Linked DNA regions of Homo sapiens: region 2 is linked to region 1. A link is an interaction called in ENCODE POLR2A ChIA-PET data of the cell type or tissue named here. Cell type or tissue: K562. All regions are shown on one strand. Each heading gives the region's core, and the rest is flanking DNA. Links, peaks and the distances in the headings are about the cores only.

Region 1 (9,425 bases), core at 1-8,000:
TGATCTGTAGCCAGTCCCCATTCATCTTTAGCCTGCTTTTAGTTTAACGTGTTTCTAAGTTCCTACATGTAATATCTTTATTATGTCTCGTTTACCAACTTAATGATTTTAACACTGCTTTGACAGGCAGCTTGGGAAATTTTAGTTAATTTTATAGATTAAGTGGAGGAGGATAAAGGCCTTGAGTCAGACTAGTTCTTTGTGTACCAAATTACTGTTGTTTTTTTTTTTTTTTCAGTAAATCTCAAATTTGGATTATCAGGCTAATTGGAAAGGTAGTGTATTAACATTTTCTTGTCTGTAGTAAATCCACTTGTGTGTTATCAGTGTTCCATGCTATTAATGGTCAGTATCTTCAAAAAGGCAACTTTGGGCACCAGTTTGTTATATAGTAGGATGAGTTAGTGCTGTAAATTGACTTGGGTTCTGAGAATCAAATATCATCCTAACCTTCCCACACCAGTGTTTCTTAATGTATCCAGCAGGCAGGTGCCTTACTTCAGAATCTCCTTGAGTGCCTATAACAAAATAAGGATTCCTGGGCCCCAACCCGGGAGTTCTGCTGAATCAGAATCTCTAGATATGAGGCCCTGGGGTCTTCATTTTAAATGTTTTCCTTAGGTTATTTGTAATCACAGTAAAATTTAAGAACTAGGCCTTTTTTAGGAAGTACATTTTTGTACAAGTTATATGTAGTATTAGGAATTAATATGATTCATTCTGCCCTCAAATTCTGTGTATATTTTGTTACTGATAAAGAATGATCGGATTTTTTTTTTTTCTTAAACCAAGCTCTGTTGTAACTGTTCCATGCTGTCTGATTAGGGTTCTAGAATCTTCACTATAAGCCCACTTTTTTTGTTTTTGTTTTTTAAACTCCCTTTACCTCTCCATTAGTTTAGGAATTAATGACTTTTTACTGATGTGGCATTTTACTGAAATGCTTCTGAATTTTTTGAGAGTTACTTTAGGATAATGAACAGTACTTTTACCAGCATCTTTGAATGACTTATTGGAGAGTTATTTCTGGCACTTTCCATGGACGTCATAGTCAACAGGCTGTGTTGATCTCTAGCAATGTCAGAACGTTCTCTTCCAGCATTCCAGCTCTCTTTCCTTCCCATCTCTCCTTTTCCTTCAGTCCATCTTTCCTTTTTAAACTTGGGGCTGATTCCATGTCTTTGCTATCATGAATAGTGCTGCAGTGAACATACATATGCATGTGTCTTTATGGTAGAATGATTTATATTCCTTTGGGTATATACCCAGTAATGGGATTGCTGAGTCGAATGGTAGTTCTGTTTTTAGCTCTTTGAGGAATTGCCACACTGCTTTCCACAATAGTTTAACTAATTTACACTCCCACCAGCAGCGTATAGTGTTCCCTTTTCTCTACAACTTTGCCAGCATCTGTTTTTTTTTTTTTTTTACTTTTTGAAAATAGCCATTCTGGTGTGAAATGGTATCTCACTGTGCTTTTGATTTGTTTTTCTCTAATGATCAGTGATATTGAACTTTTTTTCATATGCTTGTTGGGCCACATGTATGTCTTCTTTTGAAAAGTGTCTTCATGTCGGTTGCCCACATTTTAATGGGGTTGTTTTATATTTGTAATTTTGTTTAAGTTCCTTATGGATGCTGGATATTAGACCTTTGTCAGATGCATATTTTGCAAATATTTTCTCCCATTCAACCTGCATTCTGTAGGTTGTCTGTTTACTCTGTTGATAGTTTCTTCTGCTGTGCGGAAACTCTTAAGTTTAATTAGATCCTGTTTGTCAACTTTCGTTGCAATTGTTTTTGGCATCTTCGTCATGAAATCTTTGCCAGTTCCTATGTCCAGAATGGCACTGACTAGGTTGTCTTCCAGGGTTTTTATAGTTTTGGGTTTTACATTTAAGTCTTTAATCCATCTTGAGTTGATTTTTGTGTATGGTATAAGGAAGGAATCCAATTTTAATCTTCTGCATATGGTTAGCCAGTTATCCCAGCACCATTGATTGAATATGGAGTCTTTGACGTTGCTTGTTTTTGTCAGCTTTGTCGAAAATCAGATGGTTATAGGTGTGTGGCCTTATTTCTGGGCTGTACTTGAGGGTGGAGGATGGAAGGAGGGAGAGGATCAGAAATAACTATTGGGCTCTAGGCTTTGTACCTGGGTGATGAAATAATCTGTACAACAAACTCCTGTGACATGAGTTTACCTGTATAACAAACCTGCACATAATACCCCTGAACCTAAAATAAAAGTTAAAAACAATAGCAACAACCACCTTGGGGCATACATGATGGGACTATAAAAGATTTGTACCACTCTGATTTTAGGAAAATCTACCTCATCATTGCCATTCATTAAGTAGGATTAGAAATAGGTTATTATAAATATATCTTTTGCTATTTTCTTGCTCTCTGAAGGAATGTGTACAACAGGATATGGGCCGGGTATGGTGGTGCATGCCTGTAGTTTCAGCTACTGGGGAGGCTGAGGCGGGAGTATTTCTTAAGTCCACGAATTTGAAACTGCAGTATGCTGTGATTGTGCCTGTGAGTAACCACTGCACACCAGCCTGGGAAACATAGTAAGATCCTATCTCTAATTGAAAAAAAAAATAAAAAAAAAACAGGATATAGGATATTTATTTTTATTTTTGAAATGGAGTCTCACTTTGTCGCCCAGGCTGGAGTGCAGTGGCACGATCTCGGCTCACCGCAACCTCCACCTCCCGGGTTCAAGCAATTCTCCTGTCTCAGCCCCCCGGGTAGCTGGGATATAGGCATGCGCCACAACGCCTGGCTAATTTTTGTATTTTTCGTAGAGACGGAGTTTCACTATGTTGGTCAGGCTGGTCTCAAACTCCCGACCTTGTGATCTGCCCGCCTTGGCCTCCCAAAGTGCTGGGATTACAGGAGTCAGCCACTGCGCCCAGCCAGGATATGGGATGTTTATAATGAATTTTTTTTGGAGGCGGGTACACCTACAAGTTTCCCTTTTTACTTTGCCTTACGAAGAATACTGTCTGATAGAATGAAAAATGATTTTTACATTTCAGAAAACCCATAACAGACTTTGCCTTTGCCCTGAGGCAAGGGTTTATGTACCCCCTAGGAATTACTGTTCTGTCCAACATAGTAGCCATTAGTCATATGTGGCTATTTAAATTATGAAAACATATTGTTTATGTTTTAAATTATAAATTGTAGTCATGTGCTGCATATGCCAGGGGTCTCAAAAGATTGTAATTTGCTTTTATTTTTTATTTTTATTTTTTGAGATGGAGTCTTGCTCCTTCGCTAGGCTGGAGTGCAGTGGCACGATGTCGGCTCAGTAAAATCTCTGCCTCCCGGGTTCAAGCGATTCTCCTGCCTCAGCCTCGCAAGTAGCTGGGACTGCAGGCGCGTACCACCACGTCCAGCTAATTTTTTGTATTTTAGTAGAGGTGGGGTTTCACCATGTTGGCCAGGCTGGTCTCAAACTCCTGACCTCGTGATCTGCCCTCCTCGGCCTCCCAAAGTGCTGGGATTACAGGCGTGAGCCACTGCACCCAGCTTATAATTCGTATTTTTATTCTACTTTTTCTATGTTTAGATATGTCTTGATGTACAGATACTTACCATTATATTCCACTTGCCTACAGTATTCAGTACAGTAACATGCTGTACAGGTTTGTAGCCTAGGAGCAATAGGCTATACCATGTAGACTAGGTGTGTAGTAGGCTATCTCATCTAGGTTTGTGTCAGCATACCCTGTGATGCTTGTAAAATGCTAGAATCGCCTAACAGCACATTTTTTTCAGAATGTGTCCCTGTCAGTAAGTGATTCATGACTGTAATTTAAAATAAATGAAACAAAAAAATTCAGTTCACTTGAACTAGCCCCATTACATACTCCCTAGCCACATATTGCTAGTGGCTACCATATTGGACATTGGCAATATGGATCATCGCCATCATGCATTAAATTCTCTTGGGCAGTGCTATACTAGACTGGTCATTTTTATTTTTTATTTTATTTATTTATTTATTTTTTTTTTTTGAGACAGAGTCTCGCTCTGTCGCCCAGGCTGGAGTGCATGGCACGATCTCAGCACACTGCAACCTCTGTGTCCCGGGTTCAAGTGATTCTCCTGCCTCAGCCTTTTGAGTAGCTGGGACTACAGGCACCCACCACCACACCTGGCTAATTTTTTTATTTTTAGTAGAGATGGGGTTTCACCATATTGGCCAGGCTGGTCTCAAACTCCTGACCGTGTGATCCACCTGCCTCAGCCTCCCAAAGTGCTGGGATTACAGGTGTGTGCCACCACGCCTGGCCCTAGACTGATCATTTTTAAGAAAAGAAAGAGGCTAGCGCTAGCTGGGTGCAGTGGCTCATGCCTGTAATCCCAGCACTTTAGGAGGCTGAGGCAGGTGGATCACTTGAGCCCAGGAGTTCAAGACCAACCTGGATAACATGGTGAAACCCTGTCTCTACTAAAACTATTAAAAATTAGCCGGGATGGTGGTACGTGCCTGTAGCTCCAGCTGCTTGGGAGGCTAAGATGGGAGGTGAAGGTTGCAGTGAGCTGAGATCGCACCACTGCACTCCAGCCTGGGTGACAGAAGGAGACCCTGTCTCAAAAAAAGAAAAAAAAAAAAAAAGGCTAATGAAAGAACAAAATAATAAAGACCCAAATTTCTACTCTTCCTTCCACAATGTAACTTTTCCTGGCTTCTTGTACTCTTGATTAAAATTCAGAAAAAGTTATGTCATGTTGAGTATCATCACTTTGACCTTGTTTTTAATGTTTAATTCTGTTTTCCAGGCTGGCAGTGATGGTGAAAGCATAGGAAACTGCCCCTTTTCCCAGAGGCTCTTCATGATTCTTTGGCTCAAAGGAGTTGTATTTAGTGTGACGACTGTTGACCTGAAAAGGTAAGACATGGTCGCAGTTTGCAATCAACTTAAGCTGAACTATCTTTTCAGTTTGATCCTATTTTCACCTTGATGGCACATATTCTCTAAAGGAAATATATTGTATTAAAGTTCTGCTGGTTTATGGACAAACAACTTGTATATAACTATTTTGGACAAGTCACGCTGTCAGTATACTGCGTGGCTACTCAGTCTTTTTTAGGAACTTTTGTATGTTTACCTTAAATTTCATGAGTAGCACTAGGAGCTAAGTGTTAGTGTGGATGCAGTGAAATCCTTGACTTCTTTTTTCCAGTGTAAACATGGAGTCATGAAGAGCTTTCTAAGCAGACATCATCTTGGCCCCAAATGTGTTAAGCATGTGATCTTTATAATCTGGATCTTCAAAGACAAGGATTTTTAGGAGGTTGAATACCGTTGTTGTCAATTTCATTTAATTTATTTTTCAGAGAATAACAGTAATTTTCTATAGCATTTTAGCTATAATGCAAGTATTTTAATCATATTTGTTTAAATGTATTGTAAAATAAGAGCAATTATCTGTGGCCCGGTGTCTGTTCTTGCTAAGTGAAGAGTTGTTTGTAGGTTTCTCTCCTGGATGACTTTATGGCTTATTTTCCATAGTGGAGAGGGCTGAGAAGAGCCGTGATGAGTAGAAAGCTCTGTTTTATTCAGGAATGTCTATTCACCTTTAGCAAACAGGTCTGAGGTGAAGAACATTCATACATCCCCTTCCCCAAAAGATTTAAATCAAGGGTTAAGAATAGTTGTATTGCTCTTCCTCTCCCTCTCCCCACGGTGTCCCTCTCTTTCCACGGTCTCCCTCTCTTTCCACGGTCTCCCTCTCATGCGGAGCCGAAGCTGGACTGTACTGCCGCCATCTCGGCTCACTGCAACCTCCCTGCCTGATTCTCCTGCCTCAGCCTGCCGAGTGCCTGCGATTGCAGGCACGCGCCGCCACGCCTGACTGGTTTTGGTGGAGACGGGGTTTCGCTGTGTTGGCCGGGCAGGTCTCCAGCCCCTAACCGCGAGTGATCCGCCAGCCTCGGCCTCCCGAGGTGCCGGGATTGCAGACGGAGTCTGGTTCACTCAGTGCTCAATGGTGCCCAGGCTGGAGTGCAGTGGCGTGATCTCGGCTCGCTGCAACCTCCACCTCCCAGCCGTCTGCCTTGGCCTCCCAAAGTGCCGAGATTGCAGCCTCTGCCCGGCCGCCACCCCATCTGGGAAGTGAGGAGTGTCTCTGCCTGGCCGCGCATCGTCTGGGATGTGAGGAGCCCCTCTGCCTGGCTGCCTAGTCTGGAAAGTGAGGAGCGTCTCCGCCTGGCCGCCATCCCATCTAGGAAGTGAGGAGCGGCGCCTCTTCCCGGCTGCCATCACATCTAGGAAGTGAGGAGCGTCTCTGCCCGGCCGCCCATCGTCTGAGATGTGGGGAGCGCCTCTGCCCCGCCTCCCCATCTGGGATGTGAGGAGCGCCTCTGCCCGGCCGCAACCCCGTCTGGGAGGTGAGGAGCGTCTCTGTCCGGCCGCCCCGTCTGAGAAGTGAGGAGACCCTCTGCCTGGCAACCACCCCGTCTGAGAAGTGAGGAAGCCCCTCCGCCCGGCAGCTGCCCCGTCTGAGAAGTGAGGAGCCTCTCCACCCGGCAGCCACCCCATCTGGGAAGTGAGGAGCGTCTCCGCCCGGCAGCCCCCCCATCTGGGAAGTGAGGAGCGTCTCCGCCCGGCCAGCCGCCCCGTCGGGGAGGGAGGTGGGGGGGTCAGCCCCCCGCCCGGCCAGCCGCCCCGTCGGGGAGGGAGGTGGGGGGGGTCAGCCCCCCCGCCCGGCCAGCCGCCCCGTCCGGGAGGGAGGTGGGGGGGTCAGCCCCCCGCCCGGCCAGCCGCCCCGTCCGGGAGGGAGGTGGGGGGGTCAGCCCCCTGCCCGGCCAGCTGCCCCGTCTGGGAGGTGAGGGGCGCCTCTGCCCGGCCGCCCCTACTGGGAAGTGAGGAGCCCCTCTGCCCGGCCAGCCGCCCCGTCCGGGAGGGAGGTGGGGGGGGTCAGCCCCCCGCCCGGCCAGCCACCCCGTCCGGGGGGGGGGGTCAGCCCCCCCACCTGGCCAGCCGCCCCGTCTGGGAGGTGAGGGGCGCCTCTGCCCGGCCGCCCCTACTGGGAAGTGAGGAGCCCCTCTGCCCGGCCAGCCGCCCCGTCCGGGAGGGAGGTGGGGGGGTCAGCCCCCTGCCCGGCCAGCTGCCCCGTCTGGGAGGTGAGGGGCGCCTCTGCCCGGCCGCCCCTACTGGGAAGTGAGGAGCCCCTCTGCCCGGCCAGCCGCCCCGTCCGGGAGGGAGGTGGGGGGGGTCAGCCCCCCGCCCGGCCAGCCACCCCGTCCGGGGGGGGGGGTCAGCCCCCCCACCTGGCCAGCCGCCCCGTCTGGGAGGTGAGGGGCGCCTCTGCCCGGCCGCCCCTACTGGGAAGTGAGGAGCCCCTCTGCCCGGCCAGCCGCCCCGTCCGGGAGGGAGGTGGGGGGGTCAGCCCCCCACCCGGCCAGCCGCCCCGTCCGGGAGGGAGGTGGGGGGGTCAGCCCCCAGCCTGGCCAGCTGCCCCGTCTGGGAGGGAGGTGGAGGGGTCAGCCCCCTGCCCGGCCAGCCGCCCCGTCCGGGAGGTGAGGGGCGCCTCTGCCCGGCCGCCCCTACTGGGAAGTGAGGAGCCCCTCTGCCTGGCCACCACCCCGTCTGGGAGGTGTGCCCAACAGTTCATTGAGAATGGGCCAGGATGACAATGGCGGCTTTGTGGAATAGAAAGGCGGGAAAGGTGGGGAGAAGATTGAGAAATCGGATGGTTGCCGTGTCTGTGTAGAAAGAAGTAGACATGGGAGACTTTTCATTTTGTTCTGCACTAAGAAAAATTCTTCTGCCTTGGGATCTTGTTGGTCTGTGACCTTACCCCCAACCCTGTGCTCTCTGAAACGTGTGCTGTGTCCACTCAGGGTTAAATGGATTAAGGGTGGTGCAAGATGTGCTTTGCTAAACAGATGCTTGAAGGCAGCATGCTCGTTAAGAGTCATCACCACTCCCTAATCTCAAGTAATCAGGGACAAACACTGCGGAAGGCCGCAGGGTCCTCTGCCTAGGAAAACCAGAGACCTTTGTTCACTTGTTTATCTGCTGACCTTCCCTCCACTATTGTCCCATGACCCTGCCAAATCCCCCTCTGTGAGAAACACCCAAGAATTATCAATAAAAAAATAAATTAAAAAAAAAAAAAAGAATAGTTGTATTAATGGGAAAAACTAGGGTTTGGCAGTGGATTCCTCTTGATGCAAGTGTCACAACATGATTTGCTATTATACTGATTTTTAAAACTATTAGTCTGTTCTCACATTGCTATAAAGAACTACCTGAGACTGGGTAATTCATAAAGAAAAGAGGTTTAATTGACTGGCAGTTCTGCAGGTTGTACAGGAAACTTGTCTGGGGAGGCCTCAGGAGACTTACAAGTATGATAGAAGTCAAAGGGGAAGCAGACATGTCTTTCATGGCCGGAGAAGGAAGAAGAGAGAAGGGGGAGGTGTTACATATTTTTAAACAACCAGATCTTGTGAGAACTCACTCTCTGTCACAGGAACAGCAAGGGAAGTCTGCCCTTGTGATCCAGTCACCTCCCACAAGGCCCCTCTTCCACCATTGAAAATTACAATTTGATATGAGATTTGGGCAAGGACAGAAATTTAAACCATATTATATATCAAGTCATGAACAGTGTCCAGGAAAAGATATTGACAGCCTATCACTTGATAAAGTGGCAGAATTAATCTATGTTATCCCTCTGAGCATCACATGCTGATAGTTACCTGAGAGCTATAATTCCATTCCAAGTTCTAGGTTAGTGTACTCAGATTTCTGTCATTCCCTTAAAATACATTTTTACTTACTGCTAGTGCATATATTTGAAATTTTACAGACTTTAAAATTTATTGAACATAAGCCATAAAGTCATCAAGGAACCCCTTTAGTTATGTATATAAATGTAGAAATAAGCCTTTGGGAATAGTGAGTTAAAACTACAAGCTCTTGGGAAGACATTACCTTATTCATGTTGGGCAGAGATGTAAGAATGAAATAAGTCATGTAGTTACCCTTCTATTACTGTTTTTTTTTTATACATGTGTACACAAAGCAAGTTTCCCAATATAACTCCTAAAAATAGAGTGTGCCACCAGGCACACACCCTTACTGTGTCCTAAAATACATGAATTTCTCCTATTCCATTTTTGGCTTGGAGCAAGTGAGTTGACTGCCATTCTTTGAAAAAGCTGTCATTGAATAGTTTAATACAGTGCTTTAATTGTGATACATACCAGTAATAGTGCCATAAACATGGGAATCTGGGTCAGAAAAGGAAGTAAACCCATTATAGCTATTTCAGAGTTGTCTGTTTCTTTTCATTTGCAGATTTTTTAAAGGCATTATTCCTATAGGTTGATTGATATTTGCAGATTTGTATATATATGTTAAAGTGTGTATGTGGAAATATGTGTAAGT
Region 2 (11,051 bases), core at 1,177-9,176, 91 kb before region 1:
TCACGTCCACAGTACCACTGTGAGGTGGAAATCATCATCTCCATTTCGTAGATGAGAAAACGGGGGCTCAGGAGGTTTGGGCAGGATTCTCTCAGCTTCCAGTAACAGAAAAGCCAACTGAAAATGGCTTAAATGATGAAGACACTGATCTGACAAGGAAGCCAAAATTTTAGGTCTGGGAACTTCTGGATCGTTAACCCAGGGGCTCCACAGGGAAGGGATTTCGAGACTCATCCTCTTTCCCTCCTGGTGAGCTCCATCCTTTGCATATCAGCTCTTCCCTCCTTCTCAGCCCCAGAATGGCTGCTCTGCAGCGGTTTCAGGGGCCACGGGCCCACAGTGGCATTCAGAAACAAAGAGAACCCCATCCTCCCTTGTCACCCCTTTTAAGATGGAAGAGAACCCATCATTTCTTACTGGCCAGAATTGCCTAAACCAATCACTTGGTAAGGAAATGAGACCACCTCGGGTGGCCCAGACCCGCTGAGATCCACTTCCTGGGAAGAAGCTCTCCCGAAGGCCAGGGGTGCTGAGAGGAGGACAAACAGCATCCAGGTTTTGCCAGGCATAGCAGCTCACACTTGAGATCCCAGCTACTCAGGAGGCTGTGGCAGGAGGATCACTTGAGTCCAGGAAGTGGAGACTGCATTGATCTATGATTGTGCCACTGCACTCCAGCCTTGGTAACACAGCAAAACCCCATCTCTAAAAAAAAAAAAAAAAAAAAAAAAGGGGCGTGGTGGTTTACACCTGTAATCCCAGCACTTTGGGAGACCTAGGTGGGTGGATCACCTGAGGTGAGGAGTTCGAGACCAGCCTGACCAACATGGTGAAACCCGTCTCTACTAAAAATACAACAACAAAAAAATAGCTGGGAGTGGGGGCATGCGCTTATAATCCCAGCTACTTGGGAGGCTGAAGCAGGAGAATTGCTTGGACCCGGGAGGCGGAGGTTGCCGTGAGCCGAGATGGCGCCATTGTACTCCAGCCTGGGAAACAAGAGCAAAACTGCATCTCAAAAAAAAAAAAAAAAGATTCCAGATTTTGCTAATAAGGAAGAAGGGGTCTGCCTCAGAGCAGAAGAGACTTGCTCAAGATGTCCACGTGGTTAGAGGTGGATCTGTGGATCTGGGCCCTAAGACAGGCCTGGCCCTGTTATTCCCCTCTCTTTATTATCCCCATTTCTTTTTGTTTGTTTGTTTTGTTTTGTTTTTGAGATGGAGTCTCACTGTGTCACCCAGGCTGGAGTGCATTGGTGCAACCTCGGCTCACTGCAACCTCTGCCTGGCAGGTTCAAGCTATTCTCCTGCCTCAGCCTCCCAAGTAGCTGAGATTATAGGTGCCCGCCACCATACCTGGCTAATTTTTGTATTTTTAGTAGAGACGGGGTTTCACCATGTTGGCCAGGCTGGTCTCAAACTCTTGACCTCAGGTGATCAGCCTGCCTCGGCCTCCAAAAGTGCTGGGATGACAGGTGTGAACCACTGTGCCCAGTCTATTATCCCAATTTCATAGAGGAGAAAATTGAGGCTCATATTATAGAATCTAGGAGGCTTCTTACCAACCCCAGAAGTCTGTGTAAATAATGTTAGTAATTCTCACATTGAACACTTTATGTGCCCCCACATATCCCATCACCTATGAGGTCAGATGGTTATTTTATTTTATTTTTTTTTTGAGACAGAATCTCACTCTGTCATCTAGGCTGGAATGCAGTGGTGTGATCTCGGCTCACTGCAACCTTCACCTCCTGGGTTCAAGTGACTCTCCTGCCTCAGCCTCCTGAGTAGCTGGGATTACATGTGCCCGCCACCATGCTCGGCTTATTTTTCTATTTTTAGCAGGGACAGGGTTTCACCATGTTGCCCAGGCTGGTCTTGAACTCCTGGCCTCAAGTGACCTGCCCGCCTCAGCCTCGCAAAGTGCTGAGATTACAGGCATAAGCCACCATGCCCAGCCATCAGATGCTATTAAAATCTCCATTTTACAGAGGAAGACACAGAGGCACAGAGAATAAGAAGCTTGCCTGAGGCTACACAGCCAGAAAGTGGTGGTGCTGGTATTTGAACCCTGCCTGGTATTCCAGGATCCCATCATGCCAGGTCAAGCGGGAAGCCCAGACTGGTGAGTCAAAGGACAGGTGGGGCAGTCCCCAGCCAAACAGAGAGAGTTGAGTAGCAACAGGCGAAGGCCAGCTGTTTGAGAGGCCCACTAGCTGGGAATGGGGCTGGGGCCAGGCCAGCTGGCAGGCCCAGCTGAACCTGCAACATGAGCCCAGGAACCATCACTACCCACCCACCGTGCCTCTCGAGTTCCCAGTCTCCTGCTCAGCCCCCTCCAGGAGCCTGAAGTACAGATTCAGGTTTGATGGGCAACAAGTGCTCGCAGGACAGCTCAGCAAACCACATGCGCTGACAGCCCAGAGGCACCTCAAAGAGTTTTTGGTCCAATGCTCCAAAAATGCTCATTTTCCAGACAGGGAAACTGAGGCATGCATAAAATATTTTGTTTTTGTCTGTCTTATTCACTGCTTCATTCCATCTCCCAAAACAATGCTTGGCACATAGTAGGTACTCAGTAAATATTTGTAGAATGACTGACTCATGAATGAATGTGGTTTTTCCAAGGCACTTAGCATTGCACAGGGGCAAAGGCTCATACAATAGAAAGCTGGCTGTCGGGAACAAAGCCTCTTCTCCTCCAACCCCTCAAGTCAAATGGGAAGACTGGGGGGCTCAGAGTAAAGAGTCCACAATCAAGGATATACCCTCACAAGGAAAACAGGCTCTCGTAGGCACACAGCATTTAATCCATTTCCCCCAATACCTAGACACACACACACGCATGCCTCACTTTAGTTACAAGGGCAGCAGAACCCATTCACTCTGTTTAAGCATAAATGGGGAAGGGGGAATTTACTGGCAGGATCCCTGTGCAACCCAAGGGCAGGAAACTCAGCCAGTGCTCCCAAACGGGCCAGAAACAAACACAGAAAGTTTTTTTTTTAAATGACATTATGGGCCGGGTGCGGTGGCTCACACCTGTAATCCCAGCACTTTGGGAGGCCAAGGCAGGTGGATCACGAGGTCAGGAGTTCAAGACCAGCCTGGCCAAGATGGTGAAACCCGGTCTCTAATAAAAATACAAAAATTAGGCCGGGCGTGGTGGCTCACACCTGTAATCCCAGCACTTTGGGAGGCCGAGGCGGGCGGATCACAAGGTCAGGAGATCGAGACCATCCTGTGAATGGTGAAACCCTCTCTGTACTAAAAATACAAGAACTTAGCCGGGCATGGTGGCAGTCGCCTGTAGTCCCAGCTACTTGGGAGGCTGAGGCGGGAGAATGGCGTGAACCCAGGAGGTGGAGCTTGCACTGAGCCGAGATTGCGCCACTGCACTCCAGCCTGGGCGACAGAGTGAGACTCCGTCTCAAAAAAAAAAAACAACGAAAAAACAAAAATTAGCTTGGCGTGGTGGTGGGTGCCTGTAATCCCAGCTACTCGAGAGGCTGAGGCAGGGAATTGCTTGAACCCAGGAGGTGGAGGTTGCAGTGAGCCAAGATCACGCCACTGCACTCCAGCCTAGGTGACAGAGTGAGACTCTGTCTCAAAAAAAAAAAAAAAATGACATTACGGGTTGGACACAGTGGCTCACACCTATAATCCCAGCACTTTGGGAGGCCAAGGCAGGTGGATCACTTGAGGTCAGGAATTGGAGACCAGCCTGGCCAACATTATGAAATCCCGTCTCTACTAAAATACAAAAATTAGCTGGGCGTGGTGGCGGGCACCTGTAATCCCAGCTACTTGGGAGGCTGAAGCAGGAGAATCACTTGAACCCAGGAGGCGGAGGTTGCAGTGAGCTGAGATTGCGCCACTGCACTCCAGCCTGGGTGATAGAGCAAGACTCCATCTCAAAAAAAAAAAAAAGAAAGAAAAAGAAAAAGAAAAAAAAATGACATTACCCGCCATCGCCCCATCCCTCTGGTCTGCACATCCACTTTCTTCTTCTCTTCCCTGCTCAGAACTTTCTCCCAGCCCCTGGCTGTCCCAGGCCCAGCTTTATAGGTCCTCTTGGTTCAAACACCCAACAGAGACTGGGTGTCTGGATCTCAATCACACATTCTCAGCAGAGGGAACCTGACTGGCTGGCTGGTCTTGGGAGCCGTGGGGGTCTAGGGGCCACCGCCCACCACTCAGGGCTGTGGGGGCAGACTCAGAGAGGGGTGTGGTTGTGGAGGGTGGGAAGAAATGAGGCCTGCCCAGGCCCAGCAGCTTGTCTAATTCCTTTCAACCCGCCCCCTCCCGCCGCCTCCCCCCGTCTTCCCAGACAAGAGGTCTTGAATCTCTCCCAGGATGAGGCTGTTAGGCTACCCACACAAACACGACGTCATCCATTGTCCCTCATTATTCATTATTGTTAGAGGGCTCTTAAGTCATCCTTTCTCCTTCTGAACTAGCCGTTGCTCATCTGCTCATGTCTGTGGCTGCAGCAATTAATGCCAGTTTCAGTCAGTACAAACCAATCATTCCCTCGGTTTGCTTCTTTGGCTGCTATAAACAATTTTTTTTTTTTTTTTTTTTTTGAGACAGGGTCTCGCTTTGTCACCCAGGCTGGAGCGCAGTGGTTTGATCTCAGCTCACTGCAGCCTCGACTTCCCCAGGCTCAGGTAGGTGATCCTCCCACTTCAGTCTCCCAAGTGGCTGGGACTACAGGCAGATGCCACCATGCCCAGATAATTTTTAAATTTTTTTGTAGAGACGGGTCTCACTATGTTGCCCAGGCTAGTCTCAAACTCCCAGGCTCAAGTGAGTCTCCCGCCTCAGCCTCCTAAAGGGCTGGGATTACAGGAATGAGCCAGCGCTCCGGCCTAGAAACAATTTTTAAACCTTGTAAATCCAAACCCCATAAAAGAGAGGAACTGATTGGTTCTCCCACTCACCAATTTGTCAGGACTGCCCCTACTGGGCAGAGCTTTCGCACCAGCGGCCTCCGCCCTCCCCCATTCACACTAGCCTATAAAGTGGCTGCCTGAGATCCAGGGACCCGCCCATTCCTGGGCAGTGGTGGTTAGGGGCCCTTTGGGCTTTGGTTTTTGCAAACATTTTCTTTGCTTACCCTGATTCTTCTCTGGGCTGGTGCCAGTTTCGTGTGCTCCTACTCCCGCCCCTATTCTTTGTTCATTGTTTACTGAAGCCTGTTCTTCTCCTTCCTGTGGCTTCCCCACCTTTTTCCTGCTGCTTGCTCATTTTGGACACATCTCTAATTCTAAGTGATGACCACCTACGGTGCTTTCGGCAAGTCCCTTAGCTCCTTGGGCCTCCGTTTCCCCATGTGCATATTTGTGCTACTCAATTCCCACTTCACAGGGTTATGAAAGGAGTTAATGTATCTGCGAGCTCCTGCTACACAGCGAGCACTAAACAAACATCAGTGTCTGCCTTTCTGTTTGGCTTCAGTCCTTAAAGCTGTCAACAGACCAGAGAGGCGGAGCTGGACTAGGAGAGAAGAACCTGAGTTCAAGCCTCTGCTGTGCGTCTAACTTGCTGTGTGACCTTGAGAAGCCCCTTTCCCTCTCTCGGACTCGGTTTCCCCATCTGTCCAATGAGGATTGGACTAGAGGAGCATTTCCCAAACTGAAACTAACAGCACGCCACACAGAGAAAGAGTATCTTTGGAGCCAGGTGCGGTGGCTCACGCCTGTAATCCTAGCACTTTGGGAGGCTGAGGTGGGTGGATCACCTGAGCTCAGGAGTTCAAGACCATCCTGGGCAACATGGTGAAAACCCGTCTCTACTAAAAATACAAAAAGTTAGCTGGGCGTGGTGGTGGGCGCCCGTAATCCCGGCTACTCAGGAGGCTGAGGCAGGAGAATCGCTTAAACCTGGGAGGCAGAGGTTGCAGTGAGCCCACATTGTGCCACTGCACTCCAGCCTGGGCGACAGAGCGAGACTCACAGAAAAAAAGAATATCTTTGGCCAAACATTTTGGGAAAAGCCATTTAACAACTTTCAGAATATTACAGGCACTGAAACTGTGCTGTCCAATATGGTAGCCACTAAACACATGGGACTATTTAAATTAAACATAAATAAAATTTGAAACTCAGTTATTCGGTCTCACTAGCCACATTTCAAGTGCTCAATAGACACACGGGGTTAATGGCTACAGTACAGCAGAGAACAGGTAAGAGCATTGCCTTTAGCACAGAAAGCACCATTTGAAGGCGCTGTAATCAGAGGAGGCCTGCTTCACTTTAATCCAGCATTTCCCAAACACATTGTGCGTGTGTGTTTGTGTGTGTGTGTGTGACACAGGGTCTCATTCTGTCACCCAGGCTGGAGTGCAGCGGCACAAACACAGCTTGCTGTAGCCTTGACTCCTGGGCTCAAGCAATCCTCCTGCCTCAGCCTCCCAAGTAGCTGGGACTACAGGCATGTGCCACCACACCCGGGTAATATTTTTGTATTTTTTTTGTAGAGACAAGGTCTCACGGTGTTGCCAAGGCTGGTCTCAAACTCCTGGGCTCAAGCAATCCTTCTGCCTGCCTCAACCTCCCAGAGTGTTGGGATTACAAGCATGAGCCACCATTGCCTGGCCATGTTTTAACATTTTTCTTGGCTGAAAGGACATTATATTTGTGGAAAGAGAATGGCTTGCTGAGGCTGGAATGCACTGGGAAGGAGAGGAGACAGAGAAATTAGTTGTTCAGGATTAAGAAGCAAGTAGAGGCCAGGAGCTGTGGCTCACGCTTGTAACCTCAGCACTTCAGGAGGCCAAGATGGGTGGATCACAAGGTCAGGAGTTCGAGACCAGCCAGACCAACATGGTGAAACTCTGTCTCTACTAAAAATACAAAAATTAGCTGGGACTGGTAGCAGGTGCTTGCAATCCCAGCTACTCAGGAGACTGAGGCAGGAGAATCGCTTTAACCTGGGAGGCGGAGGTTGCCACGAGCTGAGATCATGCCACTGCACTACAGCCTGGGTGACAGAACGAGACTCCGTCTGAAAAAAAAAAAAGTAAGTAGAATTTGCGGGGGGAGATGAAAGAGGAGATGAGAGTGGGTTGAAAGTGGGAGAGGGTCTGGCAACCTGGTGGGCAGAGGGAGCCAGGAAAGGAAAGAGGACCAGCGGGCCAGGATGGCTGAAGGACTCCTGAGAAGAATGAACCTGATGTTCAGTTTTAAGTTGTCTGTACACAGCTGCATTGCAATGCAACTCCCCCATCCACCATCCACAAATCAGTAAAGGTCTACCACATCTTGACACATGGCCTTGGAGAAAATCAAGCAAAAAGGGCTATATGTTCTATCCCTGCGCTGCCAGTGTGTGTGTGTGTGTGGGGGGGGGGGGGGGGGGTGGAGGGGGAGGGGGGGTGGTGGTGGAAGGGCCCTCAAGGGAGTTGACAGCTGAAGGAGATCAAGAATTCAGTTGCAGGCCGGACGCGGTGACTCACACCTGTAATCTCAGTGCTTTGGGAGGCTAAGGCAGGTGAATCATGAGGTCAGGAGTTTGAGACCAGCCTGGCCAACATGGTGAAATCCCATCTCTACTAAAAATACAAAAAAATAGCTACTAGGCATGGTGACAGATGCCTGTAGTCCCAGCTACTTGGGAGGCTGAGGCAGGAGAACTGCTTGAACCCGGGAGGCAGAGGTTGCAGTGAGCCGAGACTGCACCGCTGCACTCCAGCCTGGGCAACAGTGAGACTTCATCCCCCCAAAAAAAAAAAAAAAAAATGGAATTCAGCTGCAGCAGGTTATACAGAAGGAAGAGAGGTAGAGGCTGGCTAGGAGAAATGGACCTCCTCCCCAAAAGTCCCCAGAGAGATTGGGAGGTGCGGTGGTTATAAAACACGGCCCCACAATTCTTTGACATTTCTCTCATCAAGATGTGGGGTTTTGTTTTTTCTTTTCTTTCTTTTTTTTTCTTTTTGAGACAGGGTCTTGCTCTGTCACCCAGGCTGGAGTGTACAATCATGGCTCACTGCCACCTCAACTTCTTGGACTCAAGCGGTCCTCCCACCTCAGCATCCCAAGTAGTTGAGACTATAGGCATGCACCACCATCCCTGGCTAATTTTTAAAAAATTTTTTGTGGCCAGGCGTGGTGGCTCATGCCTGTAATCCCAGGACTTTGGGAGGTCGAGGCGGGTGGATCACAAGGTCAGGAGTTCGAGACCAGCCTGGCCAATATGGTGAAACCCCGTCTCTACTAAAAAAAATACAAAAAAATTAGCCAGGCGTGGTGGCACATGCCTGTAATCCCAGCTACTCGGGAGGCTGAGGCAGGAGAATTGCTTGAATCCGGGAGGCGGAGGTTGCAGTGAGCTGAGATCACACCACTGCACTCCAGCTTGGGTGACAGAGCGAGACTCCGTCTCAAAAAACAAAAAAAAAAAGAAATTTAAAATTTTTTTGTAGAGACAAGGTCTCACCATGTCACCTAGGCTGCTCTTGAACTCCTGGGCTCAAGTGATCCTCCTGCCTCAGCCTCCTGAAGTGCTGGGATTACAGATGTGAGCCACTGTGCCCGGCCTACATGTGGGGTTTTGTATGCCATCCCCTTGAATATGGGCTCTATGACTATTTTGACTAATGGAGTATGATGGAAGTGACCCAAATCTTAAGAAACTGGTTGGTTTCACTTCCTATTTCTTGGGACACTTATTCTTGGAATCCAGTTGCTAAACTGTGCCCAGGCCACATTAACAGGCCATATGTAGGTGTTCTGGCCAATAGCCCCAACCGAGTTCCCAGTTGATAACCAGCGTTAATTGCCAGACATGTGAGTAAGAAAACCTCTAGATCACTCCAACCCCATTCACCAACTGACTGCAACCACGTGAAAAATCCTGTGGATTTGTGCACAACCTGTAGAACTATGAGAAGTAATGATATATATATACATACATTTTTTTTCCTTTTTTGAGACAGAGTCTTGCTCTGTCCCCCAGATTGGAGTGCAATGGTGTGATCTCGGCTCACTGCAACCTCCGCCTCCCAGGTTCAAGTGATTCTGCTGCCTCAGCCTCCCAAATAGCTGGGATTACAGGTGCCCACCACCATGCCCGGCTAATTTTCATATTTTAATAGAGGCGGGGTTTCACCAGGTTGGCCAGGCTGGTCTCAAACTCCTGACCTCAGGTGATCCACCCGCCTCGGCCTCCCAAAGTGCTGGGATTACAGGCGTGAGCCACCGCACCTGGCCAAAATGATGTTGCTTTAAGCCACTAAGTTTCAGCTGATTCATTTTGCTGCAATGGTTTTAACTGAAACAGCAGACAAGCCATGAAGCCCATTACAGTGGGGTGAGATATTAGAGCCGATTTTTCATAAAATCTTAAAGCATAAAAGGGCCTCAGTGAGCTGTAACACTTGTTAGATGACAGAGATCAACATCTGGATGAGCTTGATGTTAGATAAAGTCTCTGCTGTGACCTTGAGGAGTTGGACCAGGGACTGTCCAAGTCAGAGAGAGAAAGGTGTCAACTATGACTTGAATATTTCCAGCTTAGGCAGCTTGTCCTCTATGACAGCATGAGTTGAAATTGGAGGAGACAAAGAGGAAGAACAGATTTGGAGGAAAATGACAAGACCAATTAGAACACACTGTTGCATTTGATTTTTGGGGATTTTTTGTTGTTGTTTTTCTTTTCTTTTCTTTTTTGAGACAAGATCTCACTCTGTCACCCAGGTTGGAGTACAGTGGCACGATCATGACTCACTGCAGCCTCAACCTCCTGGGCTCAAGCCATGCTCCCACCTCAGCTTCCTGAGTAGCTGGGACCACAGGCGAGCGCCACCACACCCAGCCAATTTTTGTATTTTTTGTAGAAATGGGATCTTGCTGTGTTGCTTAGGCTGGTCTCAAACTCCTGGGCTCAAGCAATCCTCCCACCTTGGCCTCCCAAAGTGCTGGGATTATAGGCATGAGCCACTGTACCCGGTTACATTTGTAAAATGTTTTCTGTAAATGCCAAAGTCTGCTGATGGATAATAAAAAAGAAGAATTCTTGCTAGAAGTTTCGGCCCATGTTCTCTTTTTTTTTTTAAGATGGAGTTTCGCTCTTTTGCCTAGGCTGGAGTGCAGTGGTGCAATCTTGGCACATTGCAACCTCCACCTTCTGGTTTCAAGCTATTCTCCTGCCTCAGCCTCCTGAGTAGCTGGGATTACAGGCGCCTGCCACCACGCCCGGCTAATTTTTGTATTTTTTTTTTTTTGAGACGAATTTTTACTCTTGTTGCCTAGGCTGGAGTGCAATGGCGTGATCTCGGCTCACCACAACTTCCACCTCCCCAGTTTAAGTGATTCTCCTGCCTCAGCATCCCAAGTAGCTGGAATTACAGGCATTTGCCACCATGCTTGGCTAATTTTTGTATTTTTAGTAGAGATGGGGTTTCTCCATGTTGGTCAGGCTGGTCTCGAATTCCCGACCTCAGGTGATCCGCCCACCTCAGCCTCCCAAAGTGCTGGGATTACAGGTGTGAGCCACCACGCCCAGTCCCCCCATCTTTTTTTTTTTTTTTTTTTGAGACAGACTCTCACTCTGTCACCTAGGCTGGAGTGCAGTGGCATGATCTTGGCTCACTGCAACCTCCACCTCACGGGTTCAAGCGATTCTTCTGCCTCAGCCTCCTGAGTAGCTGGGACTACAGGCATGTGCCACCACACCTGGCTAATTTTTGTGTTTTTAGTAGAGATGGGGTTTCACTATATTGGCCAGGCTGGTCTCAAACTCCTGACCTCGTGATCCACCCACCTCTGCCTCCCAAAGTGTTGGGATTACAGGCGTGAGCCTCTGCGCCCGGCCTCGGCCCATGTTCTTACAGTAAAAGCTTTGAGGAGTCTGAAACCCAAATTCCATGTATTCATATCCTTGTTCATGCATTCATGTATTCATTCAATTTGCTCACTTAGCCAGCCATTCAGCAGGTAGAGTTATGCTTAAGAGAGGACCCTAGAACCAGACTACCTAGGTTCAAAATCCAGCTCTATCTCTTACTAGGTGCATGGCCTTGGGCAAGTGACGTCATCTCTTTTTCTTTAT

What was found. Peaks named below come from ENCODE experiments on the same cell type or tissue, not always from the same donor. Only the 100,000 strongest peaks of a DNase experiment are listed, where the experiment ranks them.
Region 2: POLR2A ChIA-PET joins it to region 1 with 6 read pairs; 4 of 35 experiments call an interaction of 5 or more read pairs at or near these places.

The regions. Positions count from the first base shown.
Region 1 is chr1:24,792,939-24,802,363 of GRCh38, forward strand. It overlaps CLIC4 (chloride intracellular channel 4), which reads left to right. Exons shown (of 6, transcript NM_013943.3): 2 at 4,804-4,913. Among named protein-coding and RNA genes, the nearest start is that of CLIC4, 52 kb to the left of the region's middle. In K562, for the core only: no CTCF peak of the experiment used is centred there; no DNase peak of the experiment used is centred there.
Region 2 is chr1:24,700,478-24,711,528 of GRCh38, forward strand. No RefSeq gene overlaps it. Among named protein-coding and RNA genes, the nearest start is that of CLIC4, 39 kb to the right of the region's middle. In K562, for the core only: no CTCF peak of the experiment used is centred there; DNase peaks (open chromatin) are centred at 4,314, 4,984 and 7,369; H3K4me3 peaks cover 989 bases.